2 separate regions of the Homo sapiens genome follow, and region 1 is linked to region 2. Evidence: chromatin loops called from intact Hi-C (ENCODE). Cell type or tissue: natural killer cell. All regions are shown on one strand. Each heading gives the region's core, and the rest is flanking DNA. Links, peaks and the distances in the headings are about the cores only.

Evidence for each region. Hi-C counts contacts between places; a loop is a spot of excess contacts. Peaks named below come from ENCODE experiments on the same cell type or tissue, not always from the same donor. Only the 100,000 strongest peaks of a DNase experiment are listed, where the experiment ranks them.
Region 1: it touches region 2 in a loop (6-fold over the local background); 21 of 110 quality-filtered maps call a loop at or near these places.

What each region holds. Positions count from the first base shown.
Region 1 is chr14:91,148,022-91,159,772 of GRCh38, reverse strand. It overlaps DGLUCY (D-glutamate cyclase), which reads right to left. Exons shown (of 14, transcript NM_001102368.3): 2 at 2,083-2,134. Among named protein-coding and RNA genes, the nearest start is that of SNORA11B, 27 kb to the right of the region's middle. RefSeq lists silencers at 3,154-3,448, 6,771-7,049. In natural killer cell, for the core only: no CTCF peak of the experiment used is centred there; a DNase peak (open chromatin) is centred at 4,502.
Region 2 is chr14:91,063,261-91,074,703 of GRCh38, reverse strand. It overlaps a transcript of DGLUCY not described here. Among named protein-coding and RNA genes, the nearest start is that of RPS6KA5, 8.3 kb to the right of the region's middle. RefSeq lists an enhancer at 11,189-11,338. In natural killer cell, for the core only: no CTCF peak of the experiment used is centred there; DNase peaks (open chromatin) are centred at 5,863, 6,683, 7,293 and 11,423; H3K27ac peaks cover 2,892 bases.

The sequences.
Region 1 (11,751 bases), core at 1-8,000, 89 kb before region 2:
CGCAATCGCAAGTGAAATAAGAGGCCGAGTTTCTGTCGACATGTGACTTCCCTTATTTAGATTTAGGTTTCTAGAAGGTATAGGGACTTTGTGTTTTCTTCTTTGTCCTTCCCCTAACCCCACTCTAGGCACAGTGCCTTATACAATCTTTGGTGAGTAAATAGATATTGTAGATTTTTAAAAGTAGAATGTGTTTTTTAAATCACAATTAAAAGCTAAAAAATATGATTTTTAAAAAATAGAGGTGGTCTCAAATCTCTAGGAAATTGTGCTCAGAAAGGAATCCTGTAAGTTGACTTCTTTTTTGTTTGTTTGTTTTTCTTGAGGCAGAGTCTCGCCACTCTGTCTCCCAGGCTGGAGTACAGTGGCGCAATCTCAGCTCAGTGCAACTTCCGCCTCCTGGCTTCAAGAGATTCTCATGCCTCAGCCACCTGAATATCTGGGATTACAGGTATGTGCCACGACACCTGGCTTGTTTTTGTATTTTTAGTAGAGGCGAGGTTTCACCTTGTTGACCAGGCTGGTCTCAAACTCTTGGCCTCAAGTGATCAGCCCACCTTGGCTTCTCAAAGTGCTGGGATTACAGGCGTGAGCCACCACACCTGGCCTAAATTGACTTATGCTATTAAAAAAAGAGGTTTTAGCCAGGTGTGGTGGCTCACGCCTGTAATCCCAGCACTTTGAGAGGCTGAGGCAGGAGGATTGCTTGAGGCCAGGAGTTCAAGACATGCCCAGGCAACATGGCAAAAACCCATGTCTACCAAAAAAAAAAAAAAAAAGCCAGGCATGGTATTGCATGCCTGTAGTCCTAGCTACTTGGGAGGTTGAGGTGGAAGGACCACTTGATCCCAGGAGGTCAAGGCTGCGGTGAATCAAGATCACGCCACTGCACTCCAGCCTGGGCAACAGAGTGAGACCTGTCTCAAAAAAAAAAAAAAAAAGATAGGTTTTAGTATGTCAACAAAATCTAGAGCTAGATAACCACATTGTGTTGGTCTCTAAAGCATAGCCAAGGTCCTTTTCATCCAAATATACCCAGTGCCTAGCATAGTGGCACAAAGGTGGGAGTTCAGTAAGTGTTTGTTGGATGACTAGCTGACTGCAGAATGAATGAGAGCAGGATTCAAGGACAGTGCCCATAGTGAGGGTTCTGGACAAGCCTGACTTTCCACAATTCTATCTAAAGAGAAGAACTCAGTGGAATTCCAAACCACCAATTTATGTTTTCAACTCTAATCTCCTAGATAGAAAATAATGTAAACCCCAGGGCCATTTTAACAAAGAATTTGAGATTACATGAAATCTCTAGCAAACAAAACAAAAAGAATATTGCTTTGGAAGGAGGAGAGATGTACTTAGAGCCAACAGTGAGTACTTTAATAGCTGTGGGAACAAAGTGCTGTGGGGACACAGGGGAGAGAACACTTAGTCCCCGCAGGCTAGTGGGAGGGGGTGCTGGGAGGAGTCAGGTGAGGTAGGATTCCATTGCCCAGTGAAGATTCTGAGGCTTAAAGCAGCTGCTTTGGCAGGTCAGGCCTGGGCTTGCCTAACGCCTGGGCCTGGCAAGCCTGACCACCTTAGCCAAGCAACTGAGCTACCAGCCAGGGTCCTGAATGTCTGTGGTTCCCCAGGGTCACTGCACACTGCAGAGAGGACCTAGCACCTCTGCCTGGCACACAGCAAAGGCCAAAGAGAGAAGCTTTCCATAACCTTGTGGGGAATAGCAGCCACTCCTCTGATAACCGTCCTCATTTGCCCAAACCCACTGGAATGGGCCACCCCACAGGTACCTCCACCCACCCTCATTATTACCCTAGAGGGCAGCAGGTGCAAGCTGTGTGCTGTTTTGCAAATACATTTTAGCCAGGAGACCAAAGTCTGAGGGTTATTGCCTTCTCTTTCCTTTATTTATGTACTGTTTTAATGTAAATGTAAGTTGATTTCTAGGTTGCTTTCCTGGCCTGGAGAGAAATGAGTGTTGCCAGAAATCCTGCCCTGTGAAATGCATGCTGGGAGTGTGCCAGGCACCCCAGTGTCACCCACCGTGCATGCTGGGAGGAAAAGAAGGCTGAGAGCCCCTACCTTACAGAGTCGTCCCTTTGAAGGCAGGGTTAAACAGGGTGTAACTTGGCTCCTGCAAAGTCAAAAAAAAAATGCCTTCAATATACACCAATCAGAGAATGCCCACTCACAGTAAATGATAGCAACTACCACCATATATGGTGACCCACAGTGTGCCAGGACCATGCTAGGGCGTTTACGTACATCATCTGTTAGTTTGTCACTATAGTCCCACACACAAAAAAGGCATTGTTAATCCTATTACAGACAGAAACTGAGGTCCAACGAGCTCAAAGAAGTTACCTAATAATAAAGCAGGTCTAAGTTCATGTTTGTTTGATCACTATTTACCTTTCTATATGTATGAATCTATGTATGTATCCATCCATCCATCCATCCACCCATTCATCCATCCATCTATCCACCCACCCATCCATCCATCCACCCATTCATTCATCCATCCATCCATCCATCCATCCACCCATCCATCCATCCACCCATTCATTCATCCATCCATCTATCCACCCATCCATCCATCTATCCATCCACCCATTCATCCATCCATCCATCCATCCATCCATCCATCCATCCACCCATCCATCCATCCATCCACCCATTCATCCATCCATCCATCCATCCATCCATCCACCCACTCACCCATTCATTCATCCATCTATCCATTCACCCAGCCATTCATCCATTCACCCACCCACCCATTTTGTGGTGTTAGGAATCACATCCTCAGTATATTTTAAAAATAACAGGGACCTTCCCACTATCCCCAACAAGGTGATTTTAGGGCCAGAGCCTCTTCAGCCCATATGCTTTTAGGGACTGAATCCTGAACTTCTCAGACTTTCTATCAGGGCACTGGGGAACCCACTGCTGCATGGCCCAGGTATCTTGTTTTCCGGAGTGGTCTTCCTCTAGAAGTGAGGTGAGATGAGATCCAATCAGTGAGCCCTGGCTAGAATCCAAAAAGCTACCTTTCTGCTCTGAGCTCTCTCTTTTCTCTTTAGAGAACAAACTATCAAACCCAGAAACATCATTCCCTAACATCAAATATATCAGAGAGGAGCCCCACAGACAGTCAACCCCTAGCCAGATCTGACAAGCCCCAAACTTCAGTGTAAAAATATCTCATGTATGCTTGTCACAGATTTCTGAAATTCCACCTTTAGAAAGTAATTTCTCTGTTTACCCAAGCAATCCAATCCTAGGACTGTATCCTACAGATGTGCTCAAACAGTGACTGAGTACACAGCAGCACTGTTTGTAAAAGAAATGATTTAGAAACAGGCCGGGCACAGTGGCTCATGGCTGTAATCCCGGCACTTCGGGAGGCCAAGGTGGGAGGATCGCTGGACCCCAGCAGTTTGAGACCAGCCTAGGCAACATGACAAAACCCTATCTCTACAAAAAATACAAAAATTAGCCAGGTGTGGTGGTGCATGCCTGTAATCCCAGCTACCCGGGAGGCTGAGGCAGGAGAATCACTTGAACCTGGGAGGCGGAGGTTGCAGTGAGCCGAGATCACGCTACTGCACTCCAGTCTGGGCAACAGAGCGAGACTCCATCTCAAAAAAAAAAAAAAAGAATGAGGCTACCCTACACACCTTATCTGAAATAATCTCCCAATGATGCAAAATTAACAAGGCAAGGTGGAGAATTCTCTATTAACCGACATGCCCATGTTCTGTTCACATCCACATAGACATCTGTGGAAGGATGGAGAAGAGCTTGGTATCAGTGGTGCCCTCAGAGGGGAAAGTGGGAGACTGGGGCCTGAGCAGGAGTGGCTGTCGCACTACATTTTATGTGAATGGCGCCCTCTGGAGTTGTGCCTTGGGGTGGCCCTGATGGAAGAGAGGCTTTCTGCTCTTTTGTCTTTTCTGTCCTTTTTTTTTTTTTTTTGGAAACAGGGTCTTGCTCTCTTGCCCAGGCTAGAGTGCAGTGGTACAATCACAATTCACTGCAGCCTCAAACCTCCTGGGCTCAAGCAATCCTCCCACCTCAGTCCCCTGAGTAGCTGGGACTACAGGTGAGCACCACCACGCCCATCTAATTTTTAAATTTTTCTTTTTGTAGAGACGGGGCTGGTCTTAAACTCCTGGGCTCAAATGATCAGTCAGCCTTGGCCTCTCAAAGTGCCAGGATTATAGGAGTGAGCCGCCGTGCAAGGCCAAAGCCACCACGCCTGGCCATCAGTCAACTCTCTAGCCTATAAAAACACGTTTATCTCTTTGGAGATTCCAAGGATTTTAGAAGTTGTATGCCAGGAAACCAGAGGAAGACCAAATACATATCTCATAATATCACAGTACCTCACTGAGTGGTGGTAAGGGTTAAAGTTGTAAACTCATGTAAGGCTCTCAGGACACTTCTGGCCGGTTCACAGTTAGCGCTGTGGAAGTGTTACCCATGTTTATTACTCTGGGCCCCGTGCCAAAAACACAGTGGTGAATAAGACAGTCACAGCCCACACTCACAGGGGTTTACCGTCCCAGGAGACAGACATTAAACGCATAATTACCATCTACCATCGTGTCTGTCTTCCAGGAAAAGATAGAAAAGTAAATAGTTAACTATAACACCATGTGCTTAGCGCTCCGGGGCCTGTGGACTCAGGGTGGAGGAGAAGGGGCTGAGTCTAAAAGGAGAGTAGGGGTCAGACTAGAAGCAGGCTGGGGAGGGAGAAGGCCCTCTAGGCCCAGGGGCCAGCAGGAGCAAGGCAGGGAGGTACTGGGGGGACCAGCTGTCCGTGCTGCAGAGCCTGACACAAGGCAGGAGGTGGCGGGAGCTGGGTCTGGAAAGGAAAGCAGCGGCTGGCTCATGGGGACCCACCTGTCATGTGAAGAAATTTGGATTTATCCCGGAGCCTCAGGAAATCACAGAAGGTACTGAGCAGTGAGTGATTTGTGAAACTTGCCTTTTAGGAAGCTAGTAGGGCTGCAGGTCGGGGACGGACAGCAGGGCAGCCAAAGCGCAAAGTTGGCAGATGAGATGGGAGCGCAGGGCAGAGAAGGAGCATCAGAAAGTCTCTCTCGCAGGTGTGAAAGGAAAATAAATCTTGAGACCCCAAAATCACTAAGCCAAAGGGAAAAGTCAAGCTGGGAACTGCGCAAGCCTGCCTCTCATTTTGTTCCTAAATAAGATCGCTAAAAGATGAATTCCTTGTGGGCTTCAACATCTTTACCCTAAAACAGTTCTATTGAATTTCACCCTGGCAATGTAAATTGACAGCTTATTTTCATGGGTGCCCGACAAAGAATAGACAGAACCCAAAGTCATCCCTCTGAGGCTCACCTGAGACAAATGCATATCTGATTGCTTCCTCTGCCCTATTGTTTATGTAAAAATGTAGATTCACTGAGCCAGACTAAGGCATAAGTGACTACTCCTCTACCCTCCTCTCACATGGAAATTGTGTATTCAGTGAAAGGCTGATCAATCTCACACATAGATTGATTTCTCAGGTCTCCCTAAAATGTATAAAACCAAGCTGTGGCCAGGCATGGTGGTTCACGCCTGTAATCCCAGCACTTTGGGAGGCCAAGTTGGGCAGATCACCTGAGGTCAGGAGCTCAAGACCAGCCTGGCCAACATGGCAAAATCCTGTCTTTACTAAATATACAAAAATTAGCTGGGCATAGTGGTGCACACCCGTAATTCCAGCTACTTGGGAGGCTGAGGCAGGAGAACTGCTTGAACCCGGGAGGCAGAGGCTGCAGTGAGTCGAGATCGCACCACTGCACTCCAGCCTGGGTGACAGAGTGAGACCCTGTCTCAAAAAACAAACAAACAAACAAAAATAATAAAAACCTGTACCCCGACCACCTTGGGTGCATGTCCTCAGGACCGCCTGAGGCTGTATGTTAACGCTGTATCCTTAACTTTGGCAAAATAAACTTTCTAAGTTGATTGAGCTCTGTCTTAGATACTTTTGGGTTCACATAGGAAAGAACCTTGCAGGGGAGAGGCTGCCTTCATCCTTCATGGGCCCGGCAAGGCCTGCATGAGCAGGCAGTGCTCATCACACCATGGGGAACAGCTGAGGTTGTTCCCGTGACGCAGAAACAAGCAAGCAGGCTCACACCCAAGGGAGGGGGTTTTCCTCTTTTCCTTTCAGTTCAGAGAAGACAAGCCTTTCCATCTGTTGTACTCACTGCTGGATGTGCAGCATCAACAGTGCCTGGCACACGGGAGGTGCCCAATAAATGTTCACTGTCAGCCGGGTGCGGTGCCTCACGCCTGCAATCCCAGCACTTTGAGAGGCCGAGGTGGGCGGATCACTTGAGGACAGGAGTTTGAGATCAGCCTGGCCAACATGGTGAAACCCTGTCTCTACTAAAAATACAAAAATTAGCCAGGTGTGGTGGCGCATGTCTATAATCCCAGTTACTGGGGAGGCTGAGGCACGAGACTCGCTTGAACCAGGGAGGCAGAGGTTGCAGTGAGCCGAGATTTCGCCACTGCACTCCAGCCTGGGCGACAGAGCGAGACTGTGTCTATAATAAATAAATAAGTAAATAAAGCTCACTGTCAGGAGGGATGGGCAGAGCATGTGGCTCACACAAAGGCAGCTGAGAAAAGGCGGCCAGGGAGGCAGGAGAGAAACTTTGTGATTCAGAAGCAAGTATTTCAAGGAGGAATTTACGGTCCGGGGAGGTCAAGGAAGAGAAAACCCAAGAAGCATCCACTGAACTTCATAACCCAGGCTCCTTCTTCCAGTTTATCCCACTGAAGCCCTCACAGCTCCACCAGCCCACAACGACAGGAAACACCTTATATTCATGTAGCATCATATTTAGAACCACGAAGGATGCACACGAAAAACAGAAGACACAGCTTCCTTGAAGCTTCCAGTCCAGTCAAGAAGATCCTATTATTTACAAGAATAAACAACTCACAGTGTTACAAAACTCCATTTTTGGTTTCTGTAGATGTCCCCTGGATCACTTCCCCAGAGTCCCACAACTTGATAATGGAAGAACAAAATGAGTAGGTGTGCAGACCTTGTCTCTCTACTCATTAATTTTTGTGGTAGGAGTTGCTCAATGTTTGCCAAGAGAGTTGCTGGTGGTAGCCTAAATACAACTGCAAATTTGCAAAATAAGTGTTGCTGCAAGGAAGAAGGCATCCTAACTGTATAATCATTTTATTTAAAAAATGGTATTATAATAGCAGAGACAAGATTGGGGAAATGCTGGTAGTCATAATTAAGATTTGTTTATTTAATAGGTTAAATACAAGGGCTCCCCACATGCAAAGAATTGTTAATGAAACAAGTATTTTCTTTCTTTATTTTTTTTCTTGAGACAGGGTCTTGCTCTGTCATCAGGCTGGAGTGCAGGTAGTGCAATGATGGCTCACTGCAGCCACAACCTCTCAGGCTCAAGCCATCCTCCCACCTAAGCCTCCTGAGTAGCTTGGGACCACCACAGGCATGCACCACTGTGCCCAGCTAATTTCTGTTATTTTTTTGTAAAGATGGGGGTCTCACTATGCTACCCAGGCTGTATTTTCTGAACTCCTGGGCTCAAGCGATCCTCCTGCCTTGGACTCCCAAAGTGTTGGGATTACAGGCATGAGCCACAACACCTGGCCAAAACAAATATTTTCAATGAAAGCAAATGGTGGTCCCTTCTCCTCCCCTTTCTAAACAATCCAGTCCTAAAGCCACAAGGTGGAGCTGAGTAAGGTAGGACTCCGTGGTGGGGAATGGCGGGTAGGGTCTCTTATGACATGAGACCCTGTCTATAAAGAAAAAAGAAGGGCTGGGTGGGGTGGCTCACGCCTGTAATCCCAGCACTTTGGGAGGCCGAGGCCAGGAGTTCAAGACCAGTCTGGCCAACATGGCAAAACCCCGTCTCTACTAAAAATACAAAAATTAGCCAGGTGTGGAGGCGCACGCCTGTAATTCCAGCTACTCAGGAGGCTGAGACAGGAGAATCTCTTGAACTCAGGAGGCGGAGGTTGCAGTGAGCCAAGATCGCACCACTGCACTCCAGCCTGGGTGACAGAGCAAGACTGCATCTCAAAAAAAAAAAAAAGAAAAGAAAAGAAAAAATAAAAAAGATGAATAATGAGATATAAAAAAGATTTTCTTTAGTACCATTCTTGAAATGTTTTGTCACTTTGCAATTATTTTAAAATAAAAAAAATAGGCCAGGCATGGTGGCTCACGCCTGTACTCCCAGCACTTTGGGAGGCCAAGGCAGGTGGATCATGAGGTCAGGAGATCGAGACGAGACCATCCTGGCTAGCATGGTGAAACCCTGTCTCTACTAAATAATAAAAAAAAATTAGCCGGGTGTGGTGGTGGGCGCCTGTAGTCCCAGCTACTTGGGAGGCTGAGTTAGGAGAATGGCGTGAACCCCGGAGGCAGAGCTTGCAGTGAGCCGAGATCACGCCACTGCACACCAGCCTGGGCGACAGAGCGAGACTCCGTCTCAAAAAAACAAAACAACAACAACAAAGAAATAAGAAACTATAGAAAAATTATGGATAAACAAAATGTGGTATATACATACAGTAGAATATTCTTCAGCCTTAAAAAGGAAGGAAATTCTGATGCATGCTACAACATGGGTGAACCCTGAGCACGTTATGCAAACTGAAATAAGTCAGACATAAGTGACAAATATTGTATGATTCCATTTCTATAAGACACCCACAACAGACAGATGGACAGACATGGAAAGCTGAATGGTGGTGACCACAGGCTGGGTCCAGGAGATGGGGTGGGGAATGGGGAGTTACCGTGTAATGGGCAGAGAGTTTCAGTTTGGGAAGATGAAGAGAGTTCTGGAAATGGAGAGTGGTGATGGTTGCACAACAATGTGAATGTACTTAATGCCACAGAACTGTACACTTAAAAATGATTAAAATGGTAAACTGTATGTTGTATATTTTTAACCATAATAAAAATTTTAAATTAAAATGTTAAAAATCAAGTTGTGATTGTTAAAAAACATTCGGATTAAGGCCAGGTGTGGTGGCTCATGCCTGGAATCTCAGCACTTTGGGACGCTGAGGCGGTAGGATCCCTTGAGTCCAGGAGTGCGAGACCCCCATCTCTACAAAAAACAAAAACTAAAAAAATTAGCTGGCATGGTGGCGTGCACCTGTAATCCCAGCTACTCAGGAGGCTGAGGCAGGAGGATTGCTTGAGCCCAGGAGGTCAAGACTGCTGTGAGCCACGATTGCACCACTGCACTCCAGCCTGGGGGACAGTGAGACATTCTCTCAAAAAAAAAGAAACATTCACATTAAATGTTTAGTTTCAAATTGTTGGTGTGAAAAGCAACAATTTTTCAATGTGTTGCTGAAAAGCACCACACCAGACTCAGTGTGTGTCTTGAATATCAAATATTCTAGCCCCGGGGCCCCTGTTCCAGCTCCACAGGAAGGCGCTAATATTGGGAAAGGAAGGTTTTGTGTGGGTGCTTCACACAGGCCAAACTGGATTTTTTTTTTTTTTTTTTTTTTTTGAGATGGAGTCTCACTCTGTCACCCAGGCTGGAGTGCAGCGGCGCAATCTCCACTCACTGCAACTTCCACCTACTGGGTTCAAGCAATTCTCCTGCCACAGCCTCCTGAGTAGCTGGGACTACCGGTGCCTACCACCATGCCTGGCTAATTTTTGTATTTTTAGTAGAGGCAGGGTTTCACCATATTGGCCAGGCTGGTCTCAAACTCCTGACCTTGTGATACGCCCGCCTCGGCCACCCAAAGTGCTGGGATTACAGGTGTGAGCCACCGCACCCAGCCCAAACATAAGCTTTATGACTCTGAAAATTTGGGAATAACTCTGTCTGCCCAGCATGACTGTGAATGTCCATTCTTAGAGAGTTCTAGAATATTTGAGAACCTCATTCTTCAAAGTAAATCTGCTTTTAGTTACTTAGCCAAATAAAGCAACCCAACCAAGTGGCAAAAGTCCAAGGTATGACTGCTAAGGGCAAGAAAGGCCAACCCTTCTGTTTCACAGTTTGCTTGGCCTGTAAAACTAGAGCACACGTGTTTGCTTATTTAGTACAGAGTTTCTGCAACGGGTCCATCAGGCCAAATTCCTGTAACCACAAAATATGATGCACGAAATCTACATGCAGGTTGAGTGTATGATACTGCCAACAGTAAACGCTGAGTCATCGGTTCCATGGTTAGTCCTAATGATAAACTAGGCAGTTCCTTTAAGGATGTTTAGCTACTTCTGGCACTGCACAGCTCAACCAACGGCCTGACCCACAAGCCTACTTCAGGGTCACCATGAGCACCACTCCCTGGTTGGAGAGACTGGGGGCTCCACACATCTCCATCACTGGGAGAGAATTTGCCAGAGTGATAACGACCTAGAGACACCACCTGCATACACAGAAGACAGGCTGAACTAATAGCAAAGTATGCAAACTCTTTGGGCCTCAGTTTCTTTCTTTTCTTTTCTTTTCTTTTTTTTTTTTTTGAGATAGAGTTTCGCTCTTGTTGCCCAGGCTGGGGTGCAATGGCACCATCTCGGCTCACAGCAACCTCCGCCGCACGGGTTCAAGTGATTCTCCTGCCTCAGCCTCCCGAGTAGCTGGGATTACAGGCATGCGCCACCACGCCTGGCTAATTTTGTATTTTTAGTAGAGACGGGGTTTCTCCATGTTGGTCAGGCTGATCTCAAACTCCCCACCTCAGGTGATCCACCCGCCTCGGCCTCCCAAAGTGCTGAAATTACAGGTATGAGCCACCGCGCGTAGCCTTTACTTTTCTTTTTTTGAGACAGGGTCTCACTCTGTCGCCCAGGCTGGGGTGCAGTGGCACAATCACGGCTTACTGCAGCCTTGACCTCCTGGGATCAAGCGATCCTCCTACCTCAGCTTCCTCAGTAGCTGCTACTACAGGTACACTGCACCATGCCTGGCTAACTTCTGTATTTTTTTGGTAGAGACAAGGTTTCACTATCTTGTCCAAGGCTGGTCTTGAACTCTTGAGCTCAAGTGATCCTCCTGCCTTGGCCTCCCAAAGTGCTGGGGTTACAGGCATGAGCCACTGCGCCCAGCAAGGGCCTCAGTTTCTTCATGTCAAATGCCACACATGCAGGACAGACATTTTGTTAGCACCTTCTGGTTCTATCATTTTCGTAATCTGTAACTAAACAATAATTTATGAGTTAATGATGTTATTGAGTTTTAAGTTTTTGGTTGTTAAAATAAATTCCTAGCCAGGCACAGTGGCTCATGCCTATAATCCCAGCACTTTGAGAGGCCAAGGTGGGTGGATCGCTTGAGCTCAGGAGTTCGAGACCAGCCTGAGCAAAATGGTGAGACCCTGTCTTTACTAAAAATACAAAAAAATAGCCAGGCATGGTGGTACACACCTGTGGTCCCAGCTACTTGGGAGGCTGAGGTAGGAATATCGCTTGAGCCTTGGGGGTGGAGGTTGCAGTGAGCCGAGATGGAGCCACTGCACTCCAGCCTGGGTGATGGAGAGAGATCCTGTCTCAAGAAAAAAAAAAAATCCTTTGTTAGAGATGTGTGTATCTTTCTTTTTTGAGACAGAGATTTACTCTGCCATCCAGGCTGGAGTGCAGCGGTGCAATCTTGGCTCACTGTAACCTCCACCTACTTAGTTCAAGCGATTCTCCTGCCTCACCCTCCCAAGTAGCTGGGATTACAGGTGCGTGCCACTGCACCTGGCTAATTT
Region 2 (11,443 bases), core at 3,444-11,443:
ATGGCAAAAATGACAATTACTTTTGCACCAACCTAATAAATGCTGTTTAAGTGATTTTCATGTTTTACGGTCAGTCTGTGGAATACTTAATTATGGTTAAGAATAGAAGGTAAATGTTTTTTAGCCATAAAATTATATGGGGCAGAAATTGGGAGGTAGATGTCAGAGAGAATCTGTCTGAAGAACAAAGATGCTGTTACCTTCATTCTTTTTTTGTTTTTTTGAGTCAGGTTCTCACTCTGTCACCCAGGCTAGAGTCCAATGAGACCACATCATAGCTCACTGCAGCCTCGAACTCCTGGGTTCAAGTGATCCTCCCACCTCAGCCTTCTAAGTAGCTAGGACTATAGGTACATGCCATCACACTCGGTTTATATATATATATATATATTTTTTTTTTTTTTTTTTTGAGACAGGGTATCGCTCAGTTGCCCAGGCTGGAGTGCATGGCACAATCACAGCTCACTGCAGACTTGGCCTCCTAGGCTCATGTGATCTTCCCACCTCAGCCTCCCAAGTAGCTGGGAATACAGGTGCTTGACTGTGTGTGTGTGTGTGTGTGTGTGTGTGTGTGTGTGTGTGTGTATATATATATATATTTTTTTTTTTTGGTAGAGATGAGGTCTCATTATGTTGCCCAGCCTGGTCTCAAACTCCTGGGATCAAGCAATCTGCCCACCTCTACTTCCCAAGGTGCTGGGATTATAGGTGTGAGCCACCGTGCCAGGCAATTTTTAAATTTTTTTGTAGAGATGGGGGTTTGCTATATTGCCCGGGCTGGTCTTAAACTCCTGGCCTCACACGATTCTCCCACCTTGGCCTTGCTAACTTCATTTATCTTCAATTTATCTTATGCAGTAAGACGGTCATAGCTCACTGCAGCCTCGAACTCCTGGGTTCAAGTGATCCTTCTGCCTTGCAGGTTCTTGAAGGTGTAGGGCTGAGGTCCTTGTTTCCTTGTTGGTTGTTGGCAAGGGAGCGGCTCTTAACTCCTAGAGGCTGCTCCTCAGGGCCTTTCCACTTGGTCCCCTCCATTTTCAAAGCCAGCAACCAGATAACCCTTTTGCATTAAAGATTTTTCATGCAGCCAGGAGCGGTGGCTCACACCTGTAATCCCGACGGGGATGGATCACTTGAGGTCAGGAGTTTGAGGCCAGCCTGGCCAATATGGCAAAACCCTGTCTCTACTAAAAATACAAAAATCTCTACTAAAAACACAAACATTAGCCTGGATGACAGAGTTAATTTTTAAAAAATTTTTTTGAGATGGAATCTCACTCTGTCGCCCAGGCTGGAGTATAGTGGCACGATCTTGGCTCACTCCAACCTCTGCCTCCCAGGTTTAAGCAATTCTCGTGCCTCATCCTCCTGAGTAGCTGGGACTACAGGCGTGTGCCATCACACCTGGCTAATTTTTGAACTTTTAGTAGAGATGGGGTTTATCCATGTTGCCCAGGCTGGTCTCGAACTCCTGAGCTCAGGCAATCCATCCGCCTCAGCCTCTCAAAGTGCTAGGCATGAACCACTGCACCTGGCCTGTAATTAACTTTTATGACATCTGCAAAATCCTTTTCACCACATAAATCACATAATCATGGGTGTAACACCTGGTGACAAAAGGCATGGGAGCCATCTTCCATCTTATCCTTCTATTCCACACTACTCAAGAAAAATGACTGTTATTTTTATTTTATGTTTTTTATTTTTTTTGCTGTCACCCAGGCTGGAGTGCAGTGGCATGATCTTGGCTCACTGCAAGCTCTGCCTGCCGGGTTCATGCCATTCTCATGCCTCAGCCTCCCGAGTAGCTGGGACGACAGGCGCCCGCCACCGTGCCCAGCTAATTTTTTGTATTTTTAGTAGAGACAGGGTTTCACCATGGTCTTGATCTCCTGACCTCGTGATCTGCCCGCCTCGGCCTCCCAAAGTGCTGGGATTACAGGCATGAGCCACCGCACCTGGCAATGACTGTTAGTTTTATATAGAATGAGCTTTTCTAAAAAGCTTTAGAAAGCACCATGAGGAAGTTTTGTTTTTTGTTTTTTTTTTTGGTGTCTCAAATCTCACTTTCTGGAAACAGCCATCAATATTTGGTATATGTCATCTGAATTTGGGCATGCAGAGCAAAAAGATCAATAGATAACAATGGAATTTTATTCTGCAAATTATTTTTAAGTAAAATTAAGTTTAATTTTACAGAAAACAGAAATTAAGTAAAATAGAAATAATTGCTGAACTTCAGCTAAATGTTTGTAAACCACAAAAATTCCTAAAATAATCCCCTTAAAGATAAGAAAAAACGAACACAAAAATCATCAAGAAATTAGAATCGTGTCTGTTTTAAAAAGCTGCAGTTCATGGAGTTCTTTTTTTTTTTTTTGAGACAGAGTCTCATTCTGTTGCTCACGCTGGAGTGCAGTGGTGTGATCTCAGCTCACTGCAACCTCCAACTCCCACATTCAAGAGATTCTCGTGCCTCAGCCTCCCGAGTAGCTGGGATTACAGGTGCATGCCACTATGCCTGGTTAGTTTTTTGTATTTTTAGTAGATAAGGGGTTTCCCCAGGTTGCCCAGGCTGATCTTGAACTCGTGGGCTCAAGCGATCCTCCTGCCTGGGCCTCCTAAAGTGCTGGGATTGTAGGCATGAGCCCCAACGCCTGGCTGGAGTTCATTTTTTAGACTGGATTATTTTCCAGCCATTAAAGATGAGTAAATTTACATGCTTAGAAATCTTCCAACTGCCCTTTCCCCTCACTTCCCCATTTTTGTTAGGTGTATAATTATGTTCACAGTATAAGAGTTTGGAATGTTTACATTTTGTTCTTTTTTTTTTTTTTGAGATGGAGTCTCACTCTGTTACCAGGCTGGAGTGCAGTGGCGCGATCTTGGCTGACTGCAACCTCTGCCTCCTGGGTTCAAGCGATTCTTCTGCCTCAGCCTCCTGAGTAGCTGGGACTACAGGCACCCACCACCACGCCCAACTAATTTTTGCGTTTTCAGTAGAGACGGGGTTTCACCATATTGGCCAGGCTGGTCTCAAACTCCTGACCTCGTGATCCACCCGCCTTGGCCTCCCAAAGTGCTGGGATTATAGGCGTGAGCCACCACGCCTAGCCTACATTTTGTTCTTTAACCATAAATTCCACAGCTATTTATTCTTGGTTCTGTATTTAAAACAATTCAAAACTCATCTTCAGTATTTTTTTTAATCCTCAATTCCTTCCTTGATTTCTTTATTTTGATTAATCTCTTGGTTGAATAATTTCAACGTAAAAAACTTTTTTTTCAAGAATGTGGAAACTCTTGAGTTAATTCATGCTCAAGAATGACTGCCAACAGCCTTTAGACTTCTTTTTTTTTTTTTTTTTTGGTGGAATCTCGCTCTGTTGCCCAGGATGGAGTGCAGTGGTGCAATCTCAGCTTACTGCAACCTCTGCCTCCTGAGTTCACACCATTCTCCTGCCTCAGCCTCTTGAGTAGCTGGGAATACAGGCGCGTGCCACCACACCTTGCTAATTTTTTTTTTTGTATTTTTAGTAGAGACGGGGTTTCACCGTGTTTGCCAGGATGGTCTCTATCTCCTGACCTTGTGATCTGCCAGCCTCAGCCTCCCAAAGTACTGGGATTATAGGTGTGAGCCACCACACCTGGTCAGCCTTTAGACTTCTTAAGGGACAATTTGGCAAAATATAAAATTCATGAGTCACAGCTTCATGCCCTTAAGTTTTATAAACCTTGCTTCATTGTCCTTTAACATTGTGTTGCTCTTGGTTTTTAAAAATCTGATGTACTTTGTTATTGATCACTCTGTACTCATTTTACCTTGACACAGTGTGTGCTTTCTACCTGCTGACTCAAGTCTTCATTTTGGTTAAGTTTCCTCCATTATTCTATTGTTTCATTTGTTCTGACTTGGTCTTCAGGAATGCCAATTATGCATCTATTGGATCTCTATTGCTTATTTTCCATAACTATCAAATGTTTATGATTATGTTTATTTCTTTGTTCTTTTCCATATTGTTCCATTGTTTTCCCTCTTGTTCATTCTCTTTTGGTTGATTCCAAAGTGGCTTTCCTGTCTTTCTTTTCTTGAGATTTGCCACTCAGTTTTTTCCTCTTTTGTTGTTCTATAATTCCTTACTTTTACTTCTGAACCTCACCTTTGAGTATTTTTTTTATTTTAAAAAGAGATAACTTTGTAATTTCTCTGATGTGATGGAGAATTATTTGTTAAATAGCATGGGTAGAGGAAGAAGAAGGACTTTGAGGCAATCGGCTGCTTCACTTTAGTGTGTTTCCAAATCTGTTGACAGTATTTCCTCTCCATGAGAGAATGTCTCTGAGATTCTCAGGTTTTGGCTCTCAGGAGGTGCCAAGGCCCCCAGCAAAGCCCTGTCACTCTAGGCTCTCTGGGTTCTAATCTAGAAATTATTTCTCTACCCCCTTCACCCCCTCATCTCCAAGAGACTCTTTTGGCTTGGAGGGCAGGTCACAAAAAATAGAAATAAATAACCATCCTCCAGCTTCTCCCTAATTTTGACCCTCCCTACTATCATACTGGTTCTTCAAAGGAACACTACCAGTTTTTCCTGGGTCTTGTAAGTCAAATATAAATTTCAGTCATTTGAGTACCACTTCCACAATTTTTGCCTTATCTGTAGATCACCTATACTAAAGTCGATTTTTTTTCTTTAAATTAATTCCCAGTTTTTTCAACTAAATGCCTTCTTATTTAAAAAGGAGGTATATTCAAAAATTAGCTGGGTGTGGTGGCAGGCACCTGTAATCCCAGCTACTTGGGAGGCTGAGGCAGGAGAATCACTTGAACCCTGGAGGGGGAGGTTGCAGTGAGCCAAGATTGCACAACTGCACTCCAGCCTGGGTGACAAAAAAAAAAAAAAAAAGAGGCATATCATTATCATAAGTGAAAAATATCAAGCTGGGCACAATGGAACTACACAATAGCTGTAGTTCCAGCTACTTGGAAGGCTGAGGTGGGAGGATGGCTTCAGCCCATGTGTTCTGTAACCCAGCCTGGGCACATTTCTTAAAAAAAAAGAAGGAAAAGTAAAGAAAGTATCACTTGCCATAAATAGAAAGTAAATATTAAAATAAATGCAATGAGGCTGGGTGCGGTGGCTCACGCCTGTAATCCCAGCACTTTGGGAGGCTGAGGTGGGCGGATCACCTGAGGTCAGGAGTTCGAGACCAGCCTGGCCAACATGGTGAAACCCTGTCTCTACTAAAAATACAAAAAAAATTTAGCTGGGCATGGTGGTGGGCGCCTGTAATCCCAGCTACTTGGGAGGCTGAGGCAGGAGAATCGCTTGAACCCGGAAGGTGGAGGTTGCAGTGAGCTGAGATCACGCCACTGCACTCCAGCCTGGGTGACAGAGCAAGACTCCGTCCCAAAATAGAAAATAAACAATAAATAAGTGCAACGAAAACAAAACTTTAGTAAGTTCTAGCCAGATACAGTTGTCTGCTGGGAGCTGAGTCTGAGGTCTGCATTTTCCTTGTTAGAAAGAATGATTAGGACAAATTAGAGAAAAGTTAAAGACTACTGGCACCAAACCAAGGCTTTCTTCTTGATATAATCACAAATGAAAGGGAACTAAAAAAAAGAATCACTTTTTCATTAGGTTATTTAATATAACTCAATGACTCTTCATGTACCACCTAAACTTACTTCACTCTTCCCTAATAACACAAGTCTCCTTTCCCCTTTGGGAAACACCCCTCCAATCCAAGGATCAATGATTTGGTGCCTCTAAGGAAACATATTGCCTGCTCATGGATGTAGGCACTGTACATTGACTCTTAGCATTTCATCAATTTTAGTACAGACTTTGCAGTATTTGGCAGGCATACCTCATGGTTTGTGGTTTGAGGTTCTGAGAGTTTCCTTGTTTCATTAAAAATGGGACCTTTTCTATGTTTTTGCTTTGCTTTCTTTTTGTATTCCGTCCAGAAGATTCCAAGGGAGGAGAGAGGGAGTCCAAATATCTTTATTTTGTTTTATTTTATTTTTTTTGAGGTGGAGTTTCGCTCTTGTTGCCCAGGCTGGAGTGCAATGGCACGATCTCAGCTCACTGTAACCTCCACCTCCCGGGTTCAAGTGATTCTCCTGCCTCAGCCTCCTGAGTAGCTGGGATCACAAGGCATGCCCCACCACGCCTGGCTAATTTTGTATTTTTAGTACAGACGGGATTTCTCCATGTTGGTCAGGCTGATCTCAAACTCCCAACCTCAGGTGATCCACCCTCCTCAGCCTCCCAAAGTGTTGGGATTACAGGTGGGAGCCACCGTGCCCGGCCCCCAATATCTTTATATCTTTTAATTGGATATATATGTGATGCGCATCCCTCTGAAATCTCTCACAGCTGTGTGCTGGTTGGCACAGGTTGAAACGGAGGTGGAACATCTTAAACTTGAATCTTCCCTTTCGTCCTAGTGTTCCTCATCTGCAATGCTAGGAAGGTTGCTAAGCTAGAAAGGTAGTATCTGGTGCATCAAAAGGTAAGGTGAGGACACTGCTTACTTGCTGCTGCCCCCTTCGCAAGACTGTCTCTCTGTGAATGCAAGGGGTGTGTGTGTGTGTGTGTGTGTGTGTGTGTGTGTGTGCGTGCGCGTGTGTGTGTGTGCACGCGCCAGTACATTCCCAACCTTCTCACTTTGTAACTGTGGTGACATGTCAACTTCAGCAGTGGTGGGTGTCTTCAGTAAGTGTGAACTTCACACCACCCCCTAACTGTGTTGGTCTTTGTATCTTGCAGTCTCTTCAACTTACTGGCTCTATATCACATGGCAAAGGTACTGACAGGGTCAAAAATAGTATTAAGATATTGATAATGGGCCAGGTGCAGTGGCTCAGGCCTGTAATCCCAGCATTTTGGGAGGCCGAGGTGGGTGGATTGCTTGGACCCAGGAGTTCGAGACCAGCCTGGGCAACAAGGTGAAATCCCATCTCTACAAAAAAATACAAGAATTAGCTGGGTGTGGTGGCATGTGCCTGTAGTCCCAACTACTTGGGAGACTGAGGTAGGAGGATTGTTTGAGCCCAGGAGGCAGAAGTTGCAGTGAGCCGAGATCGTGCCATTACACTCTGGTCTGTGGAACAGAGTAAGGCCTTGTCTCAAAAAAAAAGAAAAAAAAAAAGATATTGGTAATGTAGTTTTTGACTTTTTGAAAGATTTTCTTTCTTATCTATGTATACTTTGAAGTGTTTTGATAGAGCCAGTTAAAGGAAAGTATGATGTGGTGGGCCTTGGGTGTTTCCTACTTCCTATAAATGCAAAGGTGAGGAACTTCCTGCTCACATTGCCTAAATGGTAAGATTAATCAAGTCCTAGTGGCTTACGCCAAGTGAGGCCCTCTCCCCCCTTGCTTACTTATATAACTAAATGACTGTCCATGTACCACCTAAACTTCTCATCTCTCCTAATGAAAAAGTGTTTTTTTTTTTGGTTCCCTTTCATTTGTGATTATACCAAGAAGCAAGCCTGGGTTTGGTGCCAGTAGTCTTTAGCTTTTCTCTAATTTTTACCAATCACTCTTCTTTTTTTTGTTCTTCCTCAATCTACTCAACATGAAATAACTCTTTCTTTTTTTTTTTTTTTTTTTGAGATGGAGTCTCGCTCTGTCACCCAGGCTGGAGTGCAGTGGTGCAATCTGGGCTCACTGCAAGCTCCACCTCCCAGGTTCACACCATTCTGCTGTCTCAGCCTCCCAAGTAGCTGGGACTACTGGCGCCCGCCACCATGCACGGCTAATTTTTTTTTTTTTTTAGTAGAGACGGGGTTTCACCGTGTTAGCCAGGATGGTCTCGATCTCCTGACCTCGTGATCCACCCGCCTCGGCCTCCCAGAGTGCTGGGATTACAGGCGTGAGCCACCGCGCCCGGCCGAAATAACTCTTTCTAGCAAGGAAAGTATAGACCTCAGACTCAGCTACCAGCAGACAACTGTATCTAGCTAGAACTTACTATCATTTTGTTTTCATTGTATTTATTTTAATATTTACTTCCTGCTTCCTGTTTATGGCAAGTGATAGTGGTTTTTCTTTTTCCTTTGGTTTAGAGATGGGGTCATGCTATGTGCCCGGGCTGGATTCAAGAACTCCTGGGCTCAAGTGATCCTCTCCGCTTCTCAGTGAAGAGGTATAAAGCTAAGGATAGGTGAGACCACATAGAATGGTGCCACAGACATAGGCTTACAACAAAAGGGGGTGAGCACGGACCCCGTTCTGGCAGCAGGTACCAAGCCAGCCTGGATAAAGTCAGTTTCTTTTCTTTCCTTCTTTTTTTTTTTTTTTTTCTTTTTTTTTTCAGATGGGGTTTCACTCTGGTACCCAGCCTGGAGTGCAATGGCGCAATCTCAGCTCACTGCAACCTCTGCCTCCCGGGTTCAAGTGATTCTCCTGCCTCAGCCTCCCTGGTGGCTGGGATTACAGGCATGTGCCACCAGGCCCGGCTAATTTTTCTATTTTTAGTAGAGACAGGGTTTCACCATGTTGGCCAGGCTGGTCTCAAACTCCTGACCTCAGGTGATCCTCCTGCCTTGGCCTCCCAAAGTGCTGGGATTACAGGCGTGAGCCACCACGCCCAGTGGATAAAGTCAGTTTCTGAGAGGAAGAAACATATTTTCAAGGTCTTTTCTTGATTACTCTTCTGGCCATAGCAGAAATCTGACCTTTTGCTGGACAACCTCTCTGTCTCAGCCTTTTCACGGACCCCACCCTCTCTACTTCTCCATCTCTCAGGGCAGGAGGGAGCAGTGACTTTTTCCTCACTTCCAGCTGCTGCATCCTCCAGGCCATAGTCCATTATCTCACCCCAGTTCAACAACTTTTCCTCATTTGACTCCAAGCTGTCTGGTCACATCACTAATCACTCAAGCCCCGCACCCATTTAATTTGGTGTTTTCAGCTACTCATTTATAATTTTCCCTCCTATTTTCTCTAGTGTCATCACTACCTCTGAAAAGTTGCTGTTTTTTCCAAAACTCCAATTTGCTCTTATTTACCACTGTCTGCTCTAATAGTTGTGCAAGAGTTGTGCATTACAAACTTGGTTGTACATTAGGTTAATGATGTGGGGAGCTTTAAAAAAAATCCCAAAGTCCAGGCCCAACCCCAGACCAATTTAAGTCACATTCTTTAGGGGTAGGAGTGGTGGAGATTTTTGTTTTGTTTTGTTGTTATTTTTCAGTATCCCAGGTGATCCCGATGTTCAGCCAAGGTTGAGAACTCATCCATACTAGCGCCAACTCCTTGGACTCCATCCTATTCTTCCAGGCTAGCAGCTTATCCTGGCTTCATTGCCTTCTCACCCAGCTTAGGCCCCAGGGTCATTCACTTTAACCAGGTTGTTGCCCAACCGCTCATCTCCCACCCAGAGGGGATATGTAAGTTGCTAGAGAAAGACACTTCACTATCCTGATTCAGGCTTTCTAACTCCACTGGAGCCCTGTGCTAATCAGCGTTTATACAAGCTGCCTGGATAGATCTATTTCTCATAGTGGCTGTTCCAACCTGTTTCCACTCTCCTCAGATCCCTAACCCATGCCCTCCCCTCCCTCCTATCACTCAGCACAGTGCTTAAGTCTGTGGAAGAAACTCTTCCTACATGTGTGCACATTTAAGTGATCATATGGCGTGCTTCTGCTTTACTAAGTTTACTAAGTTTTGCAACTCTTCTGCAATTTTAAAATTATTTGAAAATAAGATTAAAAGCCAAAAAACCGAAAAACTCCCTGGATCCCTCCAGCTAGGATCTTTGTTCTCTATTTTCCTTTGGAGAAAAATATGTCCCCACACATGGTTACTACTTCCTCACCTTCCATTTGCCTTGCCAAAACTGCTCTGGATATTGTCATCAGTGGTACCCAAGTTGACAAATTCAGTGGATCTTTCTAGACCTCATGTTATATGACATCTTAGGGTATCTGATACAGCTGACCATTCCCTTCTTCTGGAAATACTTTGGCTTCCAAGATACAAAACTCTCCAGGTTTTCCTTTTCTACCTCTAGCTCCACCTTCTTATTCCAACTTTTCTTTTCTTTTTTTTTTTTTTTTTTTTTGAGACAGAGTCTGACTGTGTCACCCAGGCTGGAGTGCAGTGATGCGATCTCAGCTCACTGCAACCTCTGCCTCCTGGGTTCCAGTGATTTTCCTGCCTCAGCCTCCCGAGTAGCTTGGATTATAGGCATGCACCACCATGCCCAGCTAATTTTTGTATTTTTAGTAGAGATAGGGTTTCACCTTGTTGACCAGGCTGGTCTTGAATTCAAGCGATCTGCCCATCTCAGCGTCCCAAAGTGCTGAGATTACAGGCATGATCCACCGCACCCAGGCTTCTCCCTAGGTAATCTCATTCGTACCTCTGGCCTCAAATGTCATCTATGTGCCAGTGATTCCTAAGCTTACATCCCTATGCTAGACCTCTCTTCAGAGCTCTAGACTCATATATCCACATAGCTACTTAATTTTGGCCCTGGATGTCTCAAAATTAAACTCTTGATGTTCTCTCTCATATGTGCTCTTCCTTTAATTTGTCCCTTTCATTATTAAATGGTACTGCCATCCTCTTCCAGCCACTAGCTGCTCACGCTAGAAACACTGGTGTCATTTCAGATATTTCCATTTTTCTCACTAACCAAGTCTAATCCTTCAAGTTCAAAATATAAACATAGAAATGTTCCATTTCTCTCCATCTCTACTGCACCCACTCTCATCTTTTGCCCAGATTACAGTGATAGCCTCCTAACTGGTCTCCTTGTATCCCATTTTGCCTTCTCCAGCGCAGTCTCCAAACACTAACTTCAGTGACCTTCTGAAAATACTACCACGATTATATCATTCCTGTGTTTAAATTCCTTCTACTGCTTCCCACTTCACACAGGATAAAGTCCAAAAATATTAATAAGAGCAACCACATACTTCCTGACCGGGCCTCTGCCCACCTCCTGAACCTCATCCCTTGCTTACTGCATTAAGGCTCCACTGCCTTTCTCAATCTCTCAACCGAATAGGCTCTTTGCCTGCCTCAGGACATCTTCCTAAAATTTTGATCCCTCCATATTACACATATGAAGTAGTATAAGGCTAGATTATGCTTTGGTAGCAAATAATCCCATCTAACTAGCTTATGCCTAAAACGGTGTATGTATTGCTCACATCACAGTCTGACATAGGTCAGGTGGCTCCTTAAAGAATTAAGTGGAAACTCAGGGGTTCAGAGTCCTCCCAGTCTGTGGCATACCCACATTAAAAATGTGGCCTTTGTTACAGCAGTTGAAAGAGAAGAGTGTGAGTGATTATGCAAGGAGTTTTCTGGTCAGGCCTGAAAATGTTATATATCATACCAATAGGATCTGCCCATACCCCATTGGCCAGATCATAGTCATATGACCCTAACCTAACTGCAAAGGAGGTAAGAAAAA